2 separate regions of the Homo sapiens genome follow, and region 1 is linked to region 2. A link is an interaction called in ENCODE POLR2A ChIA-PET data of the cell type or tissue named here. Cell type or tissue: B cell. All regions are shown on one strand. Each heading gives the region's core, and the rest is flanking DNA. Links, peaks and the distances in the headings are about the cores only.

Region 1 (5,000 bases), core at 1-5,000, 430 kb after region 2:
CACTACTCGACACCTGGCCGCAAGATATGGGCTGCCTGCTGCCTGGTCCACCTTTGCCTATTCGCTGAGGCCGAGTCGCTCGCCGCTGCGGGCTCTGATTGAGATGGTGGTGGCAAGGGAGCCCTCTGCCTCCCTGGGCCAGCTTGGCACACACCTCGCCCAGCTAGGGCGGGCAGATGCATTGCGGGTGCTGTCCAAGCTTGGCTCATCTGGGGTTTGCTGGGCTTAACACCCAATAAAGAACTTTGCTGACTACTAAGCCCAGTATACAATTAGCACTGAAGTACTTCTTGAAGTACAATCCTAATTGGGCAAAGACCCAACAGATAGCCTCACTGCTCTTCGCCCTAGAAGGGCCTATTCCAACATACACACAGGGCCACATGTGGGAGGGCTGACCCCAGGTGCCTCTGGGCCACCAGAATCCCCTCTGGGAAACAACCCTGCTACAGACAGTTGCTGTGTTGTGTTGTTCTGAAGCCGTAACAGACCCCATGACTGACTTCTAATTCTGAATGATGGCCTCACCTACCTGTTGAGGCTGATGAACTTCCTTGGGTCATGATGGGTGGGTGTGTAGAAGTGGGGTTCCTACCTGCCCCCACAGCCTACAAATGGGAAGACCACCTCTCCAAACATTGACAGACTTTATTGTGGGGGGGTTCCCACCTGGGACCCCACCTCTTAAATAAAAAAGTGCATAGAAAAGAAGGGATTTAGAAACCTTTGTACAATATCTACATCCTGGGCCCCCAGGGCAGAAAGGGGGCGATTGCTGGATGGGCTGGAGGGGTGGAGGCAGGGCCCTTGTCACCTGCATGCCCACATCCACCCTGAACATGAGGGTGGGGGTGAGATGCTCTGGGAGGGGCTAGGGAGCCCCCAGGCTAGGGGCAAGATGGCAGCGACGGCAGCAGGAGGTGTGAGGGGTCGTGGTGGGCAGCCACGGCCTCAGTTAAGGAACCGACGGCAGCGCTTGGCGCCACAGTTGCAGGGCAGCTTGTTGCTGGCATCCTCGATGGGGAACTTGTAGTCGTAGGTGAGCTCCTCACCACGCAGGATGCGGCGCAGGGCGAAGATAACAATGTGTTTCTGGCCCTCCACGTGGATGACCCGAGAGAAGCAGTTGGGCTCACAGGAGTGGTTGATGAAGCGGGCGGCATTGCCATGCATCGTGGCGTCCACTACATCAAAGTCATCCATGCGGAACATATAGCACCCGATGCCCTGCAGGGATGAGGTGGGGAGATCAGGTGCTCTGTCCCCGCGGACAGGCTCGCTTCACCCACTGTCTTCCCACAGCCACTGGGAGCCCACCTTCCCATCGTAGAACTTCTCCCGCTTGTCAGTCAACACCGAGCGGATGACAATGCCAGAGTACTCGATGACCATCTCCCCCGCGTCGATGTTGCGCTTACAGAACAGGCCTCGCCCGTGGATGGCTGATCTGCAGGGCAGGATGAACAGGGAACTCAGGGGGGAGGGGGACAGAAACCAGACAGTACCCCCTACCCAGTGCACCTGTCCGTCCACCCAAGGGGCATCCTCCCCCCCAACCCCACTCACCTGTAGACACCCACAGCTTCTTTGGACGTCTTCTTAAGGTGACGAAAACGCATGGCCATGGGCAGCTCCAGGCTGGTGGCACGTCTGGTGAGGGACAGCAGTGTCACCCAGGCTGGTGCTCAGAATGACCTCTCTCACCCCTGCTCACTCTCTAAGACCCTTCCAGACCACCACCCGCCCCCCAGCTCACACTCCATACCTGGTTGACCTGAGCTGCACCTCATCCTCTTCCTCATCACAGGTGGCCCCCTCAGGGAGCACCCGGTGCTGGGAGGCCAGGAAGTTGAACATGTCAAAGGTGCACTTCCTGCAGGTGGCAGCAGGGGAAGGAGGAATATACTGTTGAAGACAGAGCTAACAGGGAAATGGGTGGGGTTCATTTTTCTGATGTCAGCTCTAGAAATAACTTTTTTAAATTTTTATTTTAGAGATGGGGTTTTGCCATGTTGCCTACGCTGGTCTCCAACTCCTGGGCTCATGCGATCCTCCTGCCTCGGCCTCCCAAAGTGGCGGGATTACAGGCATGAGCCACGGAGCCTGGCTAACTCTAGAAATAACTCTTCAAGTGACCTAGTGTCTCCTCCCCAGGCCTCAGTTTCCAACCTCTACAGTTAACTCCCACCCTCAAGAGCTCTCATAGGGGCGCCCTGACCCAGGCATCACACCCCAGACCTCTCACCGGAGATAGACCTCTGCCCGAGCAGCCCCATGGGGATTCAGGGGCGGCTCCTCCTGGCCCTCTCCCTGCTGGTGGTAACGGAACTTATAGTGCTGGCAACGCTGGGCTCCGGGGAGCTGCTCGGCCAGGAAGATGACAGCATCATGGTGGATGCCCAGGAGTCTCGCCCCACTCATTCCTGAGGGGAGATGTTGAGGACACACCTGTCATGTGGAGGGCCCATGGTGCCCTCGGGGAGACATCCAGCTCCCTGCCCCCTGTGGGGCCCACTCCTTACCACTAAAGGAGAGATGTCTGAGTCGGGCATGCCCTCGGGCCTCTTGCACTTTCTCGATCAGAGTTCTCCACGCCCCTGGGGAGACAGCAGAGCCAGAGCTGAGTCAGGATGGTGTTTTATGGACACTCTCCCTCCTGCCACTGCACTCCCCCCACTCACCCTCCAAGCTCTCTGCCTCAACGCTGAACCCATCCTCACTGCTGATCTCGAAGCGCAGATGTGGGCCAGTCCGTTTTGGGGCCTGGTTCTCTTTATCATCTGGGGATGGAGGCTCTTCCTCAGAGCTCGAAGCCTCACCTGGTCCCAAGAAGCAGGTTGGAGTGAAGATCACCCTTCCCGGACTCAAAAGCCCCTGAGCCCCGCTGTGCTCCCAGCAGACACCACTCTCTCCACCCCTAGGCGCAGACACAGATACTAGGGTCTAATGGCCCTCCTTCTGCTCCAGTTACCCAGTGAGCCCTGCAGAATGGACATTTCTTCCCCTAAGGAGCCTGCGGCTCCTCTTCTGCAGGACTTCTTGGGTACAAAAGCATTCCACAGAGGCTTGGGGCCTTTTGGCTCTTCAGGACACGCCTATGGCTCACTCAAACCCAGTGTACCATACATCCCATCTACCTGTCATTATTCTGTTTCTCACACAAAATTTAAAATACTGGAGAATTGTATTTTGCACATCTATTTTTTTTAGATGCAGCAAATTTCTGTAACTGTTACAAACATAAAATTATCATTTTTTGAGACAAAGTCTCGTTCTGTCTCCCAGGCTGGAATGCAATGGTGTGATCTCGGCTCACTGCAACCTGTGCCTCTCAGATTCAGGCAATTCTCCTGCCTCAGTCTCCCGAGTAGCTGAGATTACAGGCGCCCACCACCACGCCCGGCTAATTTTTGTATTTTCAGTACAGATGGTGTTTCACCATGTTGGCCAGGCTGACCTCAGGTGATCCGCCCGCCTCGGCCTCCCAAAGTGCTGGGATTACAGGCGTGAGCCACTGTGCCCAGCTACAAATATATTATTATATAGGCTCACATGCACAGAGCCAAGTACACTGTATGTTATGAGCTATTTAGGGGATTTCTCGAGGGTTAATAGATTAAACAGGGCAGACGGGATATGCTGACGTAGTAGATGTGGATGTGAAGAAGGGGGATGGGGGTCGGGACAACGCTGGGCTTGAACACCTGGAAGGATAAAACTGCTGTGGACTGAGACAGCGAAGGCAAAAGAAGAATGGGTTTGGCGTGCAGGTGGAGGGCTCAGTTTGGGACAGGCTGACTTTGAGAGGCCTCTTAGAAACCTCCCCCTGCAACCTGCTGGTGGAGATGGTGGGCAGGCAGCAGGACAGGATGGAGGAGGCCACAGTTCAGGGACAGGGTCTAGGCTGGAGAGAGCAATGTGGAGACAATCAGAACACAGACGGGAGGACAGCCACCAAGCTGGAAGGGAGCCCCTGGGAGTGAGCATACACAGAAGTCAAGGCCAGGGTCCCGGGACACATCTAGCCTGACAGCTGTGAGCAAGGAGGCAGGACCAGAGGTGAGAGCAGGAGCAGCCTTGGAAGCCGGGAAGACAATGCTTCAAGGCGGGAGGGATCCGCTGCACCAAACGCTGCTGCTGCTCAAGCAGGTGTGGGCTGGGGACTGACCACTGGGGGTTGGGGGCACAAAAGCTTGAGTGGAACAGGCTTTAGGAGAGGCAAAACCCACATGGCCACACTCTCCCGATGTCACCTCTCCAGGCCACCCTGCCCCACCTCCCCTGCCCCAAGGGAGACTCTAAAGCAACACTCCTGCCGTGTGACTCCCGTCTTCTCCAGGCCTCAGTGCCCCAGAGTCCACCTCTGTCAACTTCTTCCCTGTGTCCCCCAACCCTCACTTCCAGTTTCCCAAACACAGCAGGACTGACCACAGGACCCTGGCAGGTGCTCTCACTGCTCGGTTTCTCAGTGCCCACTCTAACCTGCCCTTGCTAACATGTCTGTGTCCCGCACCAAAATGTGGTCTGATCCCTGAGGACAGGGACCTCCTAAGGCCACTGCCATATTCTCATGTCATCTCTGAGACATAAGCAGCCTCTGAGTTAAGCACTCTCAATCCACGTCACTCTGCTTCCCAGCTCAGCAACTGAGCTGTGTGTCATGAGAAAATCCAAACATCTGGACAGGATTGGGCCACCACAAAATCCCAGCCTCAGGCTGCTCGACCACCAGCTTACCTGGCCGCAGCCACTCCCCCAGCCACTGCCCTCAGGGACCAACAGAAAACTCCACCACTCCACCGCCAGCTTCAAGGAGTCCATCAGCCAAGCCTCCTCCAGGGGCCTCCACCCCATGTATTACAGTTTCTGCATAAACACCTGCTTTCCCTCCTCTCCTTTACCTCAGAGGTCACCAGTTCAAAACCAGCCACCAGGCCTCTTCCCACTGCCTTTTCCATCCCAGCCTGCCCTTCCCTGCCATCCATGGCTCCGCTGTCTTG
Region 2 (11,015 bases), core at 2,897-7,896:
CTCAGAAATAATAATAATGAATTGGCTCCCCCAGCATTCTGCCATGGTAGCTGATGCATTTAGATGCAGGTGTGTGTGTGTGTGTGTGTGTGTGTGTGTGTGTGTGTGTGTGTGATGTTTAATGTGTTTCAATCCATTTAAATTGCACCCTCAGTGATGCTCAAATGCCTCCATGTTGGGTGTGGAAGAGCCTCTTCCAGTTGGCTCCTGTGTCCTTTTGCTATGACCCAGTCCTCTTTGATTATTTGCCCCGTCTGCCACCACAAGATGTTCCAAGTTCATCTTGTTCATTTCCTGTCTCTCACCTTTAAGTCGCCATTTTCCAAGGAGCCCTCTTCTTTCCTTTAGGTATTTTGGTACTTTCCCAAATGGCATTTGGAAACCACAATCAGGTTGTTAGGAGTGCTTCCTGCTCCTGGTTGGCCATTTTTAAGATATGTATGCATTTTAAGCCATTCTATAGACATTGCTCAAGTGCCTTCAGGAAGATTATGCAGCTGTACATCTACCTACAGTAGAAGAGATCCCAAAGCCACGCTCATCCAATCCTGGAGAATCATTTATTTTGAATATAGACCATTGAATAGGTGAAAAATGGAAAAGTCACTTTTTGTACATTTGCATTCCTTCAATAATGATTACCATTTGTTCACATATTTGTTGACCATTGGAATTGATTTTAGCACAGTGCCTAAAATATAGTAGGTGCTCAATAAATATTTGTTAATTGAATAAATTACTTGTATGTTCATATCCCTTGTTCATTTAATATGGGGAGGGGTCATATTTTTCTTACTTAAAAGAGCTATTTTTGAAAGGATTACATGTGTATAAAGTTCCTAGCACCATGCCTGATGCATGCATTGCCATTTATGTCTCTGGTGGGTGGCTTTTTTTTTTCTACTTTAAAAGAGAAGGGGCCGGGTGCGGTGACTCACACCTGTAATCCCAGCACTTTGGGAGGCCAAGGTGGGCAGATCACCTGAGGTCAGGAGTTCAAGATCAGCCTGGCCAACATGGTAAAACCCTGTCTCTACTAAAAATTCAAAATTAGCCAGGCGTGGTGGCGTGCACCTGTAATCCTAGCTTCTCGGGAGGCTGAGACAAGAGAATCGCTTGAACCTGGGAGGCAGAGGTTACAGTGAGCCGAGATCGCAGCACTGCACTCCAGCCTGGGTGACAGAGCGAGACTCCGTCTAAAAAAAAAGAGAATAATAAGGAGGTCAGGTGCAGTGTCTCATTCCTATAATCCCAACACTTTGGGAGGGGCCAGTGAAAGGATCGCTTGAGGCCAGGAGTTAAAACCAACCTGGGCAACACAGCAAGACACTATCTCCAAAAAATTTAAAAATTGGCCAGGTGTAGTGGCACACCTATAGTCCCAGCTACTCAGGATGCTGAGGAGGGAGGATCACTTGAGCCCAGGAGTTCGAAGCTGCTGTGAGCTGTGATCCTGCCTCTTGTACTCCAACCTGGGCAACAGAGTGAAACCCTGTCTTAACAAACAAAAAAGAAAAAAAGAAAAAGAAAAAGAGAGAGAAAGAGATAAGGATAAGGAATTTGGCCGGGCATGATGGCTTACGTCTGTAATCCCAGCACTTTGGGAGGCTGAGGCAGGCAGATAGCTTGAGCCCAGGAGTTCAAGACCAGCATACGCAACACGGCAAAACCTCATCTCTACAAAAAATACAAAAATTAGCCAGACGTGCTGGCATGCACCCGTAGTCCCAGCTACTCAGGAGGCTGAGGCGGGAGGACTGCTTGAAACCAGAAGGCTGAGATTGCACCACTGCACTCCAGCCTGGGCAACAGACCAAGACCGTGTCTTAAAAAAAAAAAAAAAAAAAAAGATGTGTATGTGCAGCTCTGCTTCTGCAAGAAGGGCCTAGACTCACCACCTCTTGAGAAGAGAATGGCCACCTCCTCGGGTGTAACTTTTTCGTGCTGGAAGTAACCTGTGTTTGCAGCAGGCTGGGTTTAAGAGTATCTTCCTGTCTTCCATGCATTCCATCGAGGTCAGAGCCAGGGCCTTCTATGGAATTCTGTTGGATGCAGAAAGCACTGGAACTTGAATCTATGTTTACACTTTTGTGCAGAAAACACCAGAACAGCTTCCAATTCTGGAAGGGACATTTTTGGTTCAGTGAAGCCAGGACTTGCTGCTTTGATCATTCAACCTAAGCAGCTGGCTGAGACTGTTCAAGGACTCTGAGAGGTGGCCAAAGACTCAATCCCCTAAAGTGACTGCAACAGACCCCAGTGGTCCTGAAGGCAACTGAAGGCAATGATAGACCTGTGCTTACTGTCAGAATGGAAGAGCCAGACTCTGTTCTTTGAGGTAAGGGAGAGCTTCAAGAAATCGCATTTGGGCCAGATGCGGTGGCTCACACCACTAATCCCAGCACTTTGGGAGGCTGAGCCAGGCAGATCACCTGAGGTCAGGAGTTCGAGACCAGCCAGCCAACATGGCGAAACCCTGTCTCTACTAAAAATCCAAAAATTAGCCGAGTGTGGTGACACACACCTGTAATTCCAGCTACTCAGGATGCTAAAGCACAAGAATTGCTTGACCCAGGAGGCAGAGATTGCAGTGAGCCAAGATCGAAACACTGTGCTCCAGCCTGGGTAATGGAGTGAGACTGTCTAAAAAAAAAAAAAAAAAAAAAAGTAGTAGTCACATTTGACCAGGCACAGTGGCTCACGCCTGTAATCTCAGCACTTCGGGAGGCCGAGACAGGAGGATCACTGGAGCCTGGGAGTTTAAGACCAGCTTGGGCAACATAGTGAGACCCCCATCTCTACAAAAATAAAAATAAAAAAATTAGCTAGGTATGGTGATGTGCACCTGTGGTCCAAGTTACTAGGGAGGCCGAGGTGGGAAGATCACTTGAGCCTGGACATCAAGGCTACAGTGAGCTATGATCACACCACTGAACTCCAGCCTGGGGAACAGAGCAAAACCCTGTCTCAAAAAAAAAAGAAGTCCTCCTGCCTCAGCCTCCTGAGTGGCTGGGACTATCGTGATGTGCCACTATGCCTGGAACAGTATTTATTGATACTGATTTGAACAAGTAATCAAATAATATATTTATGTTTTGAACAAACAAAAAATATTATATGACCCAATGGAAAAAAATGGGTATTGAACCCTGACTGGATATTTAGTTGTATTAAGGAATTCATGTTAATTGTTTAGGTGTGATATGGAGTTGTCTCTTAGAGATAGAATTTGAAGTATTCATGGATGAAAGGATATGATGATGCCTTGGCTTTGATTTAAAAATCCATTGAGGGGAAAAGGTGGGTGGGGTATAGATGAGGCAAGTTTGCTGAGGCTCGGTGATAGGTACAGGGGGTTCATTATTCTACTTGCTGTGTTTTTGTGTGTTTGACATTTCCCATCATTACGAACTGAAATATATTTCCTGAGCACCTACTGTGTGTCAGGCACTGTTCCAGACACTGGAGATCAGCAGGGAACAATACTGAAAAACTCCACGCATTCATGTAGCTGAGATGCTGGCAGGATCATAATAACTAACCTTTTTTTATTTTTTATTATTTATTTATTTATTTTGAGATGGAGTCTGGCTCTTTCACCCAGGCCCAAGTGCAGTGGCGCAATCTCGGCTCACTGCAAGCTCCGCCTCCCGGGTTCACGCCATTCTCCTGCCTCAGCCCCCCAAGTAGCTGGGACTACAGGCACCCGCCACCATGCCTGGCTAATTTTTTGTATTTTTAGTAGAGACAGGGTTTCACCGCATTAGCCAGGATGGTCTCGATCTCTTGACCTCGTGATCCGCCTGCCTCGGCCTCCCAAAGTGCTGGGAGTACAGGCGTGAGCCACCGCACCCGGCCTTATTTTTTATTTTTGAGACAGGGTCACATTCTGTCACCCAGGGTGGAGTGCAGTGGTGCAATCCTGGCTCACTGCAACCTCTGCCTCTCAGGCCCAAGTGATTCCCTCACCTCAGCCTTTCCCAGTAGCTGGGACCACAGGCATGGGCCACCACGCCCAGCTAATTTTTTTATTTTTATTTTTGTTGAGAAGGGATCTCACTGTGTTTCCTAGGCTGGTCTCCAATTCCTGGGCTTCAGTGGTCCTCTTGTCTCAGCCTCCCAAAATGTTGGGATTTCAGGTGTGAGCCACCACACCTGGCCAGGAACAAATTATCCTTTTATTACTGGGAAAGGCTGGGCATGTTTTGGGGGGTGCTCTTGTTGTTGTTGGTCGTGTATGTGTGTGTTGTTTGCTTTTGTATATACATGAACTTTTCCCAGAAAGATACACAAGAAACAAGTAAGTGGCTGGGCGCGGTGGCTCATGCCTGTAATCCCAGCACTTTGGAAGGCCGAGGCGGGCGGATAACCTGCGGTCAGGAGTTTGAGACCAGCCTGACTAACATGGTAAAACTTCCTTCTCTACTAAAAATACAAAAAAAAAAAAAAAAAAAAAGCCGGGTGTGGTGGTGCACGCCTGTAATCCCAGCTGCTCAGGAGGCTGAGGCAGAAGAATCGCTTCAACCCAGGAGGCGGAGGTTGCAGTGAGCCGAGTTCGCACCACTGCACTCCAGCCTGGGCAACAGAGCGAGACTCCATCTCAAAAAAGAAAAAGAAAAAGAAAAAAAGAAAAGAAAAAAAGAAATAACATAGAATAGTTCCCCTGGAAAGAAACCTAGAGTCCCCAGGGAGAGGAAGACCCTGTTTATCCTCATGAATTTTAAACCATGTGACTTTATCATCTGTTCAGCAACTGGGAGAATAAAAACTAAAAATTTTGAATAGCAAGTTCTAAAATACCAAGAATGGTTAGAGTATGGGAAGGACCAGGTGGAAAGGGCAGTTGTTTCTGTGCCCGCCACAAGATGGCAGCAGAGCGGCACCAAAGTCCGCCCGAGGGCAGGTCCCCTTCCCACCTACAACCCGCAACTCCTGTGGTCTTCCCACCCGCTGTGTGATTGTGGCAGGGCTGAACCATCCACACATTCTACACTCGCAGAAACTGAGATAATAAATAAGTATTGTTCTGAACTGCGTGGCCGGGCACCGTGGCTCATGCCTGTAATCACAGCACTTTGAGAAGGTGAGGCTGGCGGATCACCTGAATTTAGGAGTTCGAGACCAGCCTGGCCAACATGGCGAAATCCCATCTCTACTAAAAATACAAAAATTAGCAGGGCGTGGTGGCGGGCGCCTGTAATCCCAGCTAGTCGGGAGTCTGAAGCAGGAGAATCGCTTGAATCCGGGAGGCGGAGGTTGCAGTGAGCCAAGATCGTGCCACTGCACTCCAGCCTGGGCGACAGAATGAGACTCCCTCTCAAGAGAAAGTCAACTGAACTGCTACATTTGGGGGTAAAATTTGTTACTTAGCAATAGATAGCTAATACACTATACATCACACCATGCCACCAAAAAAAAAAAATGAGTATGTGTTTATGTGTTTCTAAGATATAAGGACTCTTTTTTTTTTTTTTTTTTGAGACATAGTTTCACTCTGTCACCTCACCCAGGCTGGAGTGAGACCTTGTCTAAAAAAAAAAAAAAAAAAAAAAGTCATAAATTTTAAAATATTTGTTTATATCAAGATCCAAATAAGACCCCTATATTGAGATCCGTTGGTATGTAAATTCTGTTTTTATTTATTTATTTATTTATTTATTTTGAGACGGAGTCTTGCCCAGGCTGGAGTGCAGTGGCTCGATCTCACCTCACTGCAACCACCACCTCCCAGGTTCAAGCAATTCTCCTGCCTCAGCCTCCTGAGTAGCTAGGGTTATAGGCACCCGCCACCATGCCCGGCTAATATTTTTGTATTTTTAGTAGAGACGAGATTTCACCATGTTGGCCAGGCTGATTTTGAACTCCTGACCTCAAGTGATCCATCCGCCTTAGCTTCCCAAAGTGCTGGGATTACAGGCGTGAGCCACCATGCCTGGCAATTCTGTGTTCTTTAAACCACATATGTTGGTGCTTTTTTGTTCTAGCAGCTAAGTCCTCATGTAAACCGATACAGAGCAGCAGAGATGGCATCCCCCAGCTGGCCATTTATACTGAGTTTGAGCTCATTTGTCCCGCAAGTTGACAAAACCATTCCTAAATGAGACCTGTGCTATGGCAGCAGCAGTTTTTGTTTTGTTTTGTTTAGAGACAAGGACTCGCTCTGTCGCCCAGGCTGGGATTACAGGCGTGAGCCCCTGTGCCAGCTGCTTCATTGTTTTTGATATGGAGATATTGTTCCAGACTTCCTGGCACCTTGGAGCTTAATCCAGGAAACTTGTCCAGGCTGTAACCAAAGACTTTGTGTTGAGATAAGAGAAATTTTATTACTCTCTCAGAGTCGGAGCAATTAACTAGATAATGATTACAGCTGTATACACGGAGAACAGAGAAGAGATGGGTGCAGTGAGCCAGAAGCGAGAAGATGATGGTGGGCAGGAACTGGGGAAGGTGCTGGGGAGGAGAAATGGGTGGAATGAGACCCGGGATTCCCTCCCAGGAACTGGGATTGGAGGGTGATGGTAGGGAGCAGTGCGGAAGGTCCAGGCAGTTTGCCATGCCAGGCCCTATCCATGAGTGGCAAACTCAAATGCCTACAAGGACCATGCCAGAAATAGGAGTAAGTGAAATAGATGGAAGACAATAGGGGTTGGTGGGGACTTTGGTGAAGCAGAAATGCATGTCCCTATGTCAATTAGCTTTTGTTATATTAAAAAACACCCAAGGCCAGGTGCGGTGCCTCACCCCTGTAATTCCCAGCACTTTGGGAGGCCAAGGCCGGTGGATCACTGGAGGCCAGGAATTTGAGACTAGCATGGCCAACATAGTGAAACCCCATCTCTATTAAAAATACAAAAATTAGCTGGGCATGGTGGCACATGCCTGTAATCCCAGCTGCTCGGGAGGCTGAGGCAGGAGAATTGCTTGAACCTGGGAGGTGGAGGTTGCAGTGAGCCAAGACCGCACCACTGCACTCAAGCCTGGGAGACAGAATGAAACTGTTTCAAAAAACAAACAAAAACAGGCCTGGCACGGTGGCTCACGCCTGTAATCCCCGCACTGTGGGAGGCCGAGGCAGGTGGATCACCCGAGGTCTGGAGTTCGAGACCAATCTGGCCAACATGAGGAAACCCTGTCTCTATTAGAAATACAAAAAATTAGCCGGGCGTGGTGGCAGGCACCTGTAATCCCAGCTACTGGAGAGGCCTGAGGCAGGAGAATCACTTGAATCCAGGAGGTGGATGTTGCAGTGAGCTGAGATCGCACCACTGCGCTCCAGCCTGGGCAACAAGAGCGAAACTCTGTCTCAAAAACACCGCCACCCAAAACAGTGGTTTAAAATAATAAGCATCACGGCCAGGCAAGGTGGCTCTCTCCTGTAATCCCAGCACTTTGGGAGGCTGAGGTAGGCAGATCACTTTAGCTCAAGAGTTCGAGATCAGCCTGGGCAACATGGCGAAATCCCATCTCTTTAAAAATACAAAAGTTAGCCAGGTGTGGTGGCCCATGCCTGTGATCCCAGCTACTCGGGAGGCTGAGGTGGAAGGGTCATTTGAACCCAGGAGGTGGAGGTTGCAGTGAGCCAAGATTGCACCACTGCACTCCAGCCTGGACGGCAGGGCAAGACCGTGTCTTGAAAAAATGAATAAATAAATAAATAAGCGTGTCAAAAAAGAATAACTTGAGGAATGACTGTGGGCTATTGTAAACATAATCAGATAGTTATTCTAATTGTAGCTGCTGTACCAGATGTAATATGCTTGCTGGAACAAATCAACAGAATCTGGTATTGGTATGCAGCTATTAACCTGCCTAATGCCTTTTTCTCCATATCAATTTTCAAGGACCACCAGAAGCAGTTTGCTTTTAATTGGCAGACCCAACAGTATACCTTGAGAGTGGTATTTCCAGGCTACAGCAGTTCTCCTGCTCTTTGCCCCAATATTGTCCACTAAATCTTGATCATTTTGACATTTCACAAGCCATCACATCGGTCTGCTACAAGAATGACATTATGCTGATTGGTCCTGACGAGCAACAAATAGCAAGTACTTTAAATGCTTTAGTAAGGTATGTACGAATGAGAAAATTGGAGAAAGTCACCATCAAAATTCAGCGACCCCCTCCCACCTCAGTGAAGTTTTGGGGGGTTACAGGGGAAGAAAAATATATATATTTTTGAGACAGAGTCTCACTCTGTCGCCCAGGCTGGAGTACAGTGGCACAATCTCGGCTCACTGCAACCTCTGCCTCCCGGGTTCAAGCAAGTCTCCTGCCTCAGTCTCCCGAGTAGCTCAGATTACAGGCGCGTGCCACCATGCCCATCTAATTTTTTGTAGTTTTAGTAGAGATGGGGTTTCACCATGCTGGCTAGGCGGGTCTCGAAATCCTGAGCTTGTAATATGCCCGCCTCGGCCTCCCAAAGTGCTGGGATTACAGGTGTAAGCCACCATGCCTGGCTTTTTTTTTTTTTTTTTTTTTGAGATAGAGTCTCACTCTGTTGCCCAGGCTGGAGTGAAGTGGCGCGATCTCGGCTCACTGCAACCTCCGTCTCCTGGGTTCAAGTGATTCTCCTGCCTCAGCCTCCCAAGTAGTGGGACTACAGGTGTATGCCACCACACCCAGCTAATTTTTGTATTTTTAGTAGAGACGGGATTTCGCCATGTTATCCAGGCTGGTCTTGAACTCCTGACCCCAGGTAATCCACCTGCCTCGGCCTCCCAAAGTGCTGGGATTACAGGCATGAGCCATGGTGCCTGGCCTGAAAAATATTTTTTCTTTAATCCTCATAAGTTCCTAGTTGGAATGTACCCCTGTAACAAAAGATAATAAGAGAAAAACAAACAGAAGCTTATTAACATGTATATTTCTTATACACATGGGAGACACCCAGGGAATGAGTAGTTCTCAAAGAGGTGGCTTCGAATTCCAGCTTATACAGCGTCTTCAACAAAAAGCATAAAATTTTTAGAGAAATTATAGAACAAAGGAAAAGGGGTAGTAACTTGTGAGAAGCCAAATAAAAGCAGAGGAAGCCTAGTTTGAAAACTTGTTGGCCCGGCATGGCGGCTCACGCCTGTAATCCCAGCACTTTGGGAGGCCGAGGCAGGCAAATCATCTGTGGTCAGGAGTTCAAGACCAGCCTGGCCAACATGGTGAAACCCGTCCCTACTAAAAATACAAAAAAAACAAAGCAAAACAAAAAAAGCTGAGCACGGTGGTGGCGCCTGTAATCCCAGCTACTCACGAGGCTGAAGGAGGAGAATCGCTTGAACCCGGGAGGCGAAGGTTGCAGTGAGCCGAGATTACACCACTGCACTCCAGCCTGGGCAACGGAGTGAGACTCTGTCTCAACAAAAAAAAAAGAAAACTCGTTAATGTAGATTCCTCTGGTACCATCTCCAGTCTGATAAGGATCTAAAATTATCTTCAGGCCAGGCACAGTGGCTCATGCCTATAATCTCAGCCCTTCAGAGGCTCAGGCGGGAGGATTGTTTGAGCCCAGGAGTTAGAGACCAGCCTGGACAATAGAGTAGGACCTCATCTCTATAAAATTAGCCGGGCATGGTGGTCCACAACTGTTGTCCCAGCTATTCAGGAGGTTGAGATTGGAGGATCACTTGAGCCCAGGATGTTGAAGCTGCTGAGCTGTGATTTTATCACTGCGCTTCAGTCTGGGTGACAAAGTGAGACCCTGTCTCAAAAAGGAAGGAAAGAGGGAAAGGAGGGAGGGAGGGAAATAAAGATATCTTTTCTACTTTTTTTTTTTTTTTTTTTTTGGAGATGGAGTGTCGCTCTGTCACCCAGGCTAGAGTGCAGTGGCATGATCTCGGCTTACTGCAACCTCCATCTCTGGGGTTCAAGCAATTCTGCCTCAGCCTCCCAAGTAGCTGGGACTACAGGCGCACAGCAGCACACCCAGCTAATTTTTTGTATTTTAGTAGAGAAGGGGTTTCACTTTGTTGCCCAGGCTGGTCTCGAACTCCTGAGCTCAGGCAATCCGCCTGCCTGGGCATCCCAAAGTGCTGGGATTTCGGGCATGAGCCACCACACCCAGCAAGAAAGAAAGATATTTTTTCTTTTCTTCTTCTTTTTTTTTTGAGACGGAATTTCACTCTTGTTGCCCAGGCTGGAATGCAATGGCACCATCTCGGCTCACCGCAACCTCCACCTCCCAGGTTCAAGCGATTCTCCTGCCTCAGCCGGCTGAGTAGCTGGGATTCCAGGCATGCGCCACCACGCCTTGCTAATTTTGTATTTTTAGTAGAGACTGGGGTTTCTCCATGTTGGTCAGGCTGGTCTCGAACTCCCGACCTCAGGTGATCCGCCGCCTCGGCCTCCCAAAGTGCTGGGATTACAGGCGTGAGCCACTGCGCCCGGCCAAGAAAGATATCTTTTCTAAGGTGAAAGACAAGTTGCTGCAAGTTGCAGTACCTACCACAAAGAAAGAAGTACAATGGTCGGTAGGTTTTTTTATTTGGGAGGCAACATTGAGTATGCTGTTTTGACCCATCTGCAAAATCACCCAGAAGGCTGCATGCTTTGAGTGGAGACCAGAGCAAGAGAAGGCAATAGGGTAAGAGGAGGCTGCAGTAGAAGCTGCTCTTTTTTAAAATTTTTTTTTTTGAGACGAAGTCTCACTCTGTCGCCCAGGCTGGAGTGCAGGGGCACGATCTCAGCTCACTGCAACCTCCCAGGCTGGAGTGCAGTGGTGTGATATCAGCTCACTGCAACCTCCGCTTCCCGGTTTCAAGAGATTCTCCTGCCTCAGCTTCCCAAGTAGCTGGGACTACAGGCATGCGCCACCACACCCAGCTAATTTTTTATTTTTAGTAGAGACGGGGTTTCACCATGTTGGTCAGGCTGGTCTTGAACTGCTGACCTCAGGTGATCTGCCCGCCTCAGCCTCCCAAAGTGCTGGGATTACAGGAGTGAGCCACCACACCCAGCCAAAAATTTTTTTTTTTTTGAGTCGGAGTCTCACTCTGTCCCCTAGGCTGGAGTGCAGTGGCGCGATC

Evidence for each region. ChIA-PET counts read pairs that join two places held together with the same protein. Peaks named below come from ENCODE experiments on the same cell type or tissue, not always from the same donor. Only the 100,000 strongest peaks of a DNase experiment are listed, where the experiment ranks them.
Region 1: POLR2A ChIA-PET joins it to region 2 with 10 read pairs; 2 of 35 experiments call an interaction of 5 or more read pairs at or near these places.

Annotation. Positions count from the first base shown.
Region 1 is chr19:35,734,509-35,739,508 of GRCh38, reverse strand. It overlaps KMT2B (lysine methyltransferase 2B), which reads right to left. Exons shown (of 37, transcript NM_014727.3): 31 at 2,682-2,819; 32 at 2,523-2,597; 33 at 2,246-2,423; 34 at 1,766-1,873; 35 at 1,567-1,650; 36 at 1,318-1,447; 37 at 631-1,227. The coding sequence ends at 952. IGFLR1 (IGF like family receptor 1) reads left to right here. Exons shown (of 5, transcript NM_024660.4): 5 at 1-708. The coding sequence ends at 229. Among named protein-coding and RNA genes, the nearest start is that of IGFLR1, 5.4 kb to the left of the region's middle. In B cell, for the core only: a CTCF peak has its summit at 1,865 (motif pointing right); a DNase peak (open chromatin) is centred at 1,877; H3K27ac peaks cover 1,165 bases.
Region 2 is chr19:36,164,752-36,175,766 of GRCh38, reverse strand. No RefSeq gene overlaps it. Among named protein-coding and RNA genes, the nearest start is that of COX7A1, 18 kb to the right of the region's middle. In B cell, for the core only: CTCF peaks have their summits at 4,646 and 4,847 (motif pointing right); a DNase peak (open chromatin) is centred at 4,886.